Regions from separate parts of the Homo sapiens genome. Here region 2 is linked to region 1. Evidence: read pairs that join two places in POLR2A ChIA-PET (ENCODE). Cell type or tissue: Caco-2. All regions are shown on one strand. Links, peaks and the distances in the headings refer to the core of each region. The heading gives the core; the rest is flanking DNA.

The links. ChIA-PET counts read pairs that join two places held together with the same protein. Peaks named below come from ENCODE experiments on the same cell type or tissue, not always from the same donor. Only the 100,000 strongest peaks of a DNase experiment are listed, where the experiment ranks them.
Region 2: POLR2A ChIA-PET joins it to region 1 with 12 read pairs; 3 of 35 experiments call an interaction of 5 or more read pairs at or near these places.

Annotation. Positions count from the first base shown.
Region 1 is chr11:95,289,293-95,294,348 of GRCh38, reverse strand. No RefSeq gene overlaps it. Among named protein-coding and RNA genes, the nearest start is that of SESN3, 61 kb to the right of the region's middle. In Caco-2, for the core only: no CTCF peak of the experiment used is centred there; a DNase peak (open chromatin) is centred at 2,169.
Region 2 is chr11:95,566,649-95,571,704 of GRCh38, reverse strand. No RefSeq gene overlaps it. Among named protein-coding and RNA genes, the nearest start is that of FAM76B, 220 kb to the left of the region's middle. In Caco-2, for the core only: no CTCF peak of the experiment used is centred there; no DNase peak of the experiment used is centred there.

The sequences.
Region 1 (5,056 bases), core at 1,227-3,726:
AATCACATTGACTGCTTGTTGAGAATTCACTATGTTTTAGGTCCAATGTAATGGACCAATACATAACATATATAGATAAAACATTAGGTCCAATGTTATATATTTTATCTCACTTACTCATCTAATCCTGCACAGGGGACGCCAAGTATGGCCCTGGGACTGCTTTGCATAGCCCTCAAGATAATTGTATATTTTTGAAGGTTTAAGAAACAAAAAGAATTTGATACGAAGACTATCTGTATTGTAAAGCCTAAAATATTTACCCTCTGGCCCTTTTCAGAAAAAAATTTGCCAATCCCTACCCTATAAGATAGGTACTAAAAGTGTGTCCACTTTGCAAATGAGTAAACTGAGTTTTCGAAAGGTAAAGTAATTACCCAAGGCCAGACAGATAAATGGCAAGTCTTGGTTCTAAATCTAATCTCATACCCATGGCCTTAAACACTAGCTTTATTGCCTTAAATTACAGTAAAATGTTTCCTTTCCCTTTAATGTAAGCCCAAACTTGACCCATCCATAGCTTGATCCTAAAGAGTTTGTGACATGACTTCTCTGTTGCCAACATCCCTGAACATGCTGCATCTCACCTCTCCTTATGTTAAAAACAAAGAACAGGCCAGGCATGGTGGCTCACGCCTGTAATCCCAGCACTTTAAGAGGTCAAGGCGGGCAGATCACCTGAGGTCGGGAGTTCGAGACCAACCTGACCAACATGGAGAACCCCATCACTACTAAAATTACAAAATTAGCCAGGCGTGGTGGCGCATACCTGTAATCCAAGGTACCAGGGAGGCTGAGGCGAGAGAATTGCTTGAACCCGGGAGGCGGAGGTTGCCGTGAGTTGAGATGGCACCATTGCACTCCAGCCTAGGCAACAAGAGCAAAACTCTCTCTCAAAAAAAAAAAAAAAAACCAAAAAACTGGCCCCAACTGTCTATCAGTTTCCTCTCCCATACTCCTCACAGAGTTTCCAAAGCGGCAGAGGGTCAAGGGCTTCCAGGAGAGTTACAATCCACAGGAGAGCCTGCTGAGAAGGAAACAAAGTTCATTGTCTTCAGGCAGTCTGGATTCTAGCTGTGGGGGAAGGAAGAGAACTAAGGGTTTCCTTCCAAAGGAAAGCATGGCCAGGGTCTTTCAGTAAGCACAAATCCGAGCCACCTCCTTGTCACTCTGTCTGGGTTTTGGGGGAAAAAGACACCTGAAAACCACACTGGTTCAAGCTCCAGCAGCTCACCAGCTGAGAAAAGCAGCTGCGCCCCTTTCATCTGTTCCATATTCAGCAGGGTGATTAGCTTCATGTTCTGACCCCAAAAGAATGATAGAATGATGCCTACAGTAAGCGCTGTGCTATCCTGTCCAGCTGGGAAGTGAGGTGCCCTGTTTTATCAAATACACTGTTTCATGGGAAGCTGCCACATATACCATCAGTGGGCAACCAGGATGCAAGGACACAGAATTCATAAAATACACTTTGTACCTAAACTATGCAGAAGGTAATTCCTTTTCTTTTTTTTTTTAAGATGTTTCAGCAGTCATGGTGCCTCAGAGCACTGTCTTGGAAGGAAGAAGGTGCATAAAATGGAAATCACATTTATCAAGTTCTATGCTGCTGCTAGTGCTGAACAGGATACCTTAAATAAATATGCCTTTTAACACTGACAATCCCCAGTGCTTGTTATATCTACTTTATAGAAGAAAAAAACTGAGGTTCGAGGTGGGTTCCTTCATTCATATATTTAAGTGCCTCCTAGGGACCTCAGTACTGGGGACACTAAAATGTACAATAAAGACCCTGTCCCTGCCTCACAAAGCTTGCATCCTTGTAGGGGAGTGTCAATTCAACAACCACACAAGTAATTAATTAATTATGGTAGGGAAAGTGAAAATGCTGTGAGAACAAGTAGCAGAGGGAGCCAACCCAATCTGGAGATCCAAGAAGACCTCCCGGAGGAAGCGAGATTGAAGTTGAGACCCGAGGAATTACTCAGGAGGGGGGCAAATGAGCACTCCCCACACCAGCACCACGGAGCCCCAACAGCAGAAGGAAGCATGGCCTTTCAAAGAAGGGAAAACATGCCAGGACAGGTAGAGCAGAGGCCAGAGGTGGAACTATCATAAGGTGAAGCTGGTGAGATTAGTACAGCCTCAGCCACCAGCGCCAGCCTTGCAGACCAAGCAAGGATGTTGGACTTTATTCCAGGAAGTGGCGGAGAAACACAGCAGTCCTTCAGGAGGTCAGACTTTCTAGTAAGAAGCAAGTGATCAAATCGAGGTTGGAGTCTAAAGTCCATGCTTTTTCCACTGTACCCAGCACATTTATGTGATGGAAAAAAAAAAAAAAAAGTCTGCAGGTGTGATTGATTGATAGGATCTTCTAGCTCACAGAAAGAGTCTGGAGTAGAAGGAAAGCCCTGGAGTAAGAGTCAGAAATCTTGAGTTCTAGTTCTGCCTCTGGCCATTCCTAATTGGGCAGCTTGGCTACGTCTTTTTACCTCCACAGACCTCAATTTCCTTACTTCTAACAGAAAGGGTTGGACTAAAGCCATGCATACCCCATAGTAAATACTCAGTAAATCTTAGCGGCTACTTCTATCAGCCTCTTTGCTCTCTAATATTCTCTGTCAGTATAAATTCCGTGACTATGATTGTACTTTTTCAGATTCTCACTTACCAGGCATGGTCATCAACCTTAGTTATCTCTAGAGTAAGGTGGTATAATTATTCTTTTGACATAATCCTGGAATTCTCAAATAACATTTAGGAACTCTCATCTCCAGAAGGAATCCTGGATTTTATGGCTCACTTAAATGTTCACATAATTGATTTTCCCCTCTTACAGTATTTATCCATATAACCCACGGGCAGAAATTGAATTATGGTTCTGAAGGGACTTACTGTTATAATATTGGCAGAGTTTTCATAGGTTAAGTGATAATTAAAGTTTAAATTTCACAGAGGTCACACAGCTTTTAAGTGTGATTCCCCCCACCACTATATTATAACAAAGACAATTTGGTTTTTGAAATGCAAGATAATCTTAAACAAGAAATTATTTTCTACATTATATGTAAAGTTGTGCTTGCTTTTATTCGGTTTCTTGATTTAGCAATAATAAATTTTCATGTGTGTGTGTGTGTATTTGTGTGCTACAACATATTGATGTGATTTGGGAAGAGCTAGGAGGGCTATATTTTATTATTATAGCAAATATTTAGCCCTAGACCCCTTCCTTTATGACTACCCCTATCCCATCACTCACCAAGTTTTTGGACCCTCTCTTTTCTTTCCCCAGCTGGTGTGTGCTTTCTCTGGGAATGCAAACTCATTTTAATATTAGCTTAAGCAAGGCATAATTAGGAACACAAATCTGCTGCTGCAAGAAAACAATGCAATTCATTCAAAAGCCAAGATTCAGTGACTTTTGGATTGTCTGTCGTTAGGCTTTCTTTCCTTTTTTTTTTTTTTTTTTTTACATTCTCATCTCTCTCCATTCCAGTAATTGAAAGCTGTCTGCATATTTAAGTATGGAGCTGTAATTGGCCCATTAATATACTCTTCCCAGGCAAGCTCTGTTATTTTGCAAGAAGAAATAGGATAGCTCATCTCCTTTTTGCAATCTTAGTAGAAGACGAGGATGAGGTCCTATCTAGATTCCTCCTGTGACAGACACAAGAATAGAACTCACTATATGCTGGAGCTGAGTCACACATCAAGGGTAATTTTTATACTGAGTACTATTTCTTATCTTCCATAATAATCTTTTCTTGAGCTTTGTCTTCATACTTAACCATTTTCCCTCTCCTTCAACAGATTCATTTTGTCTTAAGACCTTGTGGCTTTACTCTTTTGTCGACATTACAAAGTAATCATTCACCCCTGAATTGTCAATTTTTGTCATTGGAGGACTTCATAGTCTGCACAAAAGGGATCATGTCAAGCGCTCTTTCATAAAACTTTGCATGTGTATTTGCGTGGATGTCTGTAAATGTGTATGTTAGCAAAACCTAAAATCAAAAATGAATTTATAACAACACGTCAAAGTCATAGAGAGTGTCACACCATGATTGGGCATTATGCAGGCAGAGGACCTCTATTATATAACATCAGCAGGGTAACAAAATCCTACATGATTTCACTTCCGTGTTTCCAGCTTCATCTCCTGACACTCCCATACTGTCTTCTCTATGCTCCTGCCATACTGACAGAATAGAGCCCTTGAAATCCCTGCTCTCTGCCTCCTCTAGGCCTCCACACATGTTCTTGGTCTATCTGGAATCCTCTTGTGCCCCATCACAATCTATTTACTCCTTATTCTTTAGGCCTCAAGTTCATTAACGCTTCCTGTGAAACTTGGCTGTGGACCTGGATCCACATACAGTTGCATAGGCTTTCAACCACAGCAAACATTTTAAAACTCTTTCATTAGGCAAGTATGCATGCTAGGCACTGGAGGTAGAGGGAGCAGGGGAAAAGGGCTTCAGGGGATCATCCAAAGGCCTCTGGTATGCCCATCTATCGTACTTCCAGACAAACTGATCCTAAGACTCTCTGAACTGCTAATGTCCTTGTATTATGAACCATCTGATTTGATGACTCTTTATGCCATTTTGTACAGGACTCTACTAATTTTTACATTCTAAATTCTTTACAGAAAGGATCTACCTACAAAGCTTAGCACTGATATGAACACATAAGAAATACCTGACAAACACCATTGACTAATTATCTATTGACATGCCACTGGGTTGACTTCCACATGAGTCACTTGGCAACCTGGTGAAATGCCCAGGGGATTGTAAACTACATAAAGACAGAGACCTCTTCTACCATATTTAGCATTTTCCTTAGGACTGAAGCAATGTCTGGCACACCATAGGCACTCCCTAAATATATATTCAGTAAATGGATGAATGAACAAATAATACAAAGCCAATGGTGAACACAAGTTCTGCCCTAAGGGAAATTCTGGCAAGAGACATAGTCTCCTCTCTCCTCCGTAACTCTTACCTTCATTGAAGATTATTTACATTTTCTCTCTCATTTATTCTTAAAGATC
Region 2 (5,056 bases), core at 1,354-3,853, 280 kb before region 1:
TTAAAGAAGAATAAATTCTAAAACAAATTCATATTTTCTCACATATGACAAGGTTCAGACACCATGTAACTGAATAGAAATCACCTTGGAAAATATTGCATGCACTGATAGGAGTTCCCCAGAAAAGCTGCAATGTAAAAGGCAATAGGCATTGAAACAGGCAAGCAGGAGACAAATCTCACCATTTCTTCCTAGGCTTCAGTATGAGAAGTAGTGGTTGACATGCACAGTCGCAGTCTTTCTTCAAGGAGCATCTGGCCCACGTTTCTGCCATGGAGAACAGGTGTGACCTAAGTGCAGAGCCCTGAGCAGCTGACTTCTGCTTGGAATTCTAAACTAATGGTATTCATTTGTTTTTACTATTACCTTTGGCAGAGATGAGAAGTCCAAAGGCTATAGATGTGAGGCAAATGACAAAAATCTGATGTAGACAGGATGAAGGAAAACCCCATCTACAGCAGAGAGCTTCTACTCATCTCCAGTAGGTTATTTGCTTCGGGGTATTTAGCTCCAAGCAGCTCTATTCTTTCTTGTAAAAGAACCTATAAATTCAACTTTTACAAACACTGATTAAATATTCCACCCATCACCCCCACCCCACATATGCATGCACGGATGGTTTGGGGTTCCTTTTCCCTGTAGGACTCAAATGTCCAGTTGTCTCTGCCTCTGTTTGGAACTATGGGCTTTGTATTCCATTTGGCATTGTATGCTTCTATTCTTTCTTTGGTTGACAGAGAAGTTACTTTGTTTTTGAGCAAGGCTGTGTCTTTTTAACTTTCATGCCATATTTTGTTTTTCTTTGCTGTGTTTGAACAGGGAAGGGAACTCACAACACCATTTTGACAAGAAGCCCTGGTTCATACTCTTTCAACTAAATAATATACCCTTAGTTGAGATGCCTTTCTCTGGTATAATTTTGTCCATTTTCTCTATCTCATCTGCAAGAAATGAATCTGTTAAATTCCCTGCTGAAATTCGCATAGCATATGTCTACAGCAGTCCTCTCCTCTCTTAGTCTCTAGCAGCACCAGGAAGGAAAAAAATTAGGTTAGTTTGGCATATTTTTTCTTAGGGGGTTTATGCTGTTTTCAAGCAATCAGCACTTTCTTTGCTTAGGCTATCAACACATCTATTTAATAATTCATTTTAGAATTTTGCCAGAAATTAATAGCAATCTCATTGGCCTACCTCTCCTGAGATCCTTCTATTACTTTTTAAAGTTAAGATAGCATATGCCTGTAAATTTTTGAAATCTTTCCTATTCTCATAATTATTAAAACTATAGCTTGTATCAATGGAACAAAATTGAAGGAAAAGCTAAAATGTATAGGAACATCATCCAGATCGAAATGATCTTGACAAGTTAAAACAGTGAACTCAATTACATGAAATTTTATACGTTTTAAAAAGTATATCTTCTAAATATATATTAAATGTATAAATTATATATTTATAGAGTATATTATATAATATACTCCTAGATTTAAGCAAAAAAACAAATGAAAAAATTATGAAAAGAAATAAAAAACATTGCTCGATGGCCAATCGAGCAGGTTTTACAGGCATCCCCCCAGGTGGGGGAAAAAGGTTTTAGGAAGGAAAGCCACAGATGTATAATGTAACTGAGGGTAAGTGTGGTCATTTTACACGTGGGTGCTGTAGATGGCTAAACAGTTAGGATGTGGGGTGCTGGGTACAAGAGGCAATGTCCCTGTGCTAGCAGTGAAAATGATTTTTGCTTTCTCTTTCCTGCACCCCAGGACCAGACACATGACCCAGTCTAACCAGCATACTCCACCTGATACAGGGAGAGGTTCGGTGATGGACATGTAACTCTGAGCCCAGCAAAGTTCTCCCTGTGATATTATGTTGCTAAAAGAGGACCTTTCTGTCCATGCCGAGAAATCCAAGGTATCTGAGGGTCATATAATCATGCTATTAACAGGACTGAAAATCTGAATTCTCTACCTCAAATAAATGTTAGTAGGAACCAGGCAAAGAGGTGGGAAAAATAGCAGAAGATAAGATTGGGACCCAGGAAGATCCAGAGAAATACACAAAGACCACCTGATGTGTATTTTACTCAAATTACTTGTGCCTTATCTTGTCTGGTATATTGTTTTGAGTCCCTCTGAGGCAGGGACAAAATGGAAGCGGTTCTTTGAGAGCTAGAAGGATGATAAAGAGCAAGGTCTATTTCTAAGACACAGAAACCCTAAGAACAGGGTAATTATTGTTGGGAATAAAGTTTTTGATGTTGCAAAAAAAAAAAAAAAAGAAGAATTAAAATGGGAACAAATGATCTCTCAGCAAGGCAAGCTTTACTTTCTGCAGAAAGGGTGCTACTCAACAGCTCTCCAGTCACGAGAGCACACCAAACAAAGGAGACAAAGTTATTTATAACCTGATGAGTCTACCCTATTCTGTGTCCAGTTTCCATTGGCTGGAATAGGACCTCACATTTTACACTTTATCTGGTTGGCTATTAGTTTAAAACTTTTTTTAACTGGGTAAGGGGAACAGAACAAAGAAAGAAAAGGAAGTTGCCCAGGGATAGTTAAAGAAGCATCTCCAAATAAGGAATGGCATGCGCTATGGGCTGGGGCTTGTCTAGTTCTGTCCAGGCATGCCAGAGCAAGCTAGGACAGCTGATTTGGAATATATATATATATATATACTAATAGTGGATAGCAATCTTATAGTAGGAAATTATAACTTTTTATAATCTTTGAAGAACTTTCCCATTTCTCACAATCTTTAAAGACCATGGCTCAATCAATAAGATCTTTGGCACTGTTTATTAGCAAATTGGCCACTTATTGATTGAATTTTTAAGGAAGTTGTACTACCAGAAAAACCCCAAGCCTGTAACTTCTCAATCCAAAGAGCCCATAATGCTCCAAGTCTGCACCCTTAGCAAGTGAACTGTTAGATTTGCTAAAGGTGGGTGGTTCCACACAGAGAAATCATACAACACTCTTCTTGGACATGGCCACAGATGACAAGGAAGAAGCAGAACTGGGAATGCTGGGTTGGCCGTCTCAGTCCACTGCAGGTGGGGATTCCTCACTAATTCTGTCCATGCATGTGAGATATGATGTAGATCTCTGCATGTTGCCTTAACTTCTCTCTTTTTCCAACTGGGAGTTTGAATTAGTCATATTGTATTTCCCCTTTATATTGAACACACTTTTCCTGTGGAGGAATGCTTTAATAAATCATCACTTAGTAATGGGTTAAAGTCCATAGGAGTCACATCTGGTTCTGCACTAAAAGAATGCTTGTCATTTGGAGATCCTCAATTTACAGCTAGATGCAGGAAACATGGGCAGCTAAGTATCTCCTTTGGTAGAAGAGGCATGTCCTTTCTTTCCTGTCATAGATGGGAGGAATTGGCATCATGTGAGGGGAGTGCATATATGGGGCAATTGAAACATTTTTTACTATCCAGGGTCCCTTTTTTTGAGTAAATAGTCTTATTTCATAGTAATTCTGTTCGGTCCTATAGTTCAAGGGGAGCTGATTCCTTTCTCCCTACCTACTCAGTCCCTAGGAATGAGTGTTCGACCAAGAACTGGTGGGTCAGAATCCCCCATGCTCATAGCTACAGTGATTGGTTGACAGATGTATGTGTGACACACATCAGGTCAGGTAGTCTTCCCAGGGTCATTGAAACTGCTGGATTCAGCTGTGCATAAACATCTCTGGTGGACTTCTCAATTACTCCATTCTTAAAAATCAAGAGAATTTGAGTCTAAGAGCTGTGACTTGTTACTGAAAGTTTCATGACTAATACTCAGCTTCTTATAATGAAACTATTTCCTAACATTCAGAGCTTACCAGGAATGAAGTGGTCTATTTTGAGTTCCCTTTCCCTGGAGGTGATCCAGTAACTGGATGGCTGTATCTCTATATGAAATGCGTTTGTTTGCTACTTAAAGGGAGACATCTCTAAATTTCATCCAGTACTATACCCAGCTCTAGGTCCATTGCTCTAGGTGTATTGCCCTAGGAAAGAGTAATTCTTTCCGTCAAGTCTGACATGACTCTACATGGTGCCGAGGGATATATTCCCACGGGTTCCTGAATGAGAAAGAATGGATGGAGGTGGTTTTAAGTAAACCATCAATAATACGTGCCATACCACTAAGCAGAGATTTTTTTCTTTCTTTTTTAATTTTAAGATCCAGGGTACATGTGCAGGTTGTGTAGGTTTGTTACACAGGTAAACATGTGCCATGGTGATTTGCTGCACCTATCAACCCATCACCTAGGTATTAAGGTGACATGCATTAGCTATTTTTCCTAATGCTCTCCCCCCACCCCGGAGAATTTCATAGAGAGTATTTGATTCATTCTTTAAGGTTCCATTCAGACCTTATATGTTCTCATTCTATAAAATAAAAATTAAACAAAATCAGCCAGGTGCAGTGTCTCACACCTGTAATCTCGGCACTTTAGGAGGCCAAGGCAGGAGGATTGCTTGAGTCCAGGAGTTTGAGACCAGCCTGTGCAAATAGTGAGAATCTGTTTACACACATACACACACAAAATAAAATAAAAAATCCAGGCATGGTGATGCGTGCCTGTAGTCCCAGTTGCTCAGGAGGCTGAGGTGAGCAGATTGCTTGAGCCCAGGAAGTCAAGGCTGTAGTGAGCTATGATTGTGCCTCTGCATCCCAGCCTAGATGACAGAGCGAGACCCAGTCTCAAAAATTAAATAAAGTAAAATAAAATCAAAATGAAAATTAAACAAAATCAACTTAAAAGTTCTTTTTCCTAGTCTATTTTGTTTAAATGATATCTTCTTGCCTATTCCATCCTAGAGTTAGTACGTAGTTGCTCTAACCCCTTTTTCCACCGGGCATTAATCTATCTTCATTTCATAAATAGTAAGTGGGTACTGGGAATTCTCAAGCTTTATATAAATTGATACAGTTTGAGTTTACCTGGTTTTAGTGGAGATTACTGCCATGGAGTACAGATTTTTGTTATGAGGCATCTATATAAAGACATTTTAATTCCTGGAGCAACTTAGATTGCAAAAGGTTGA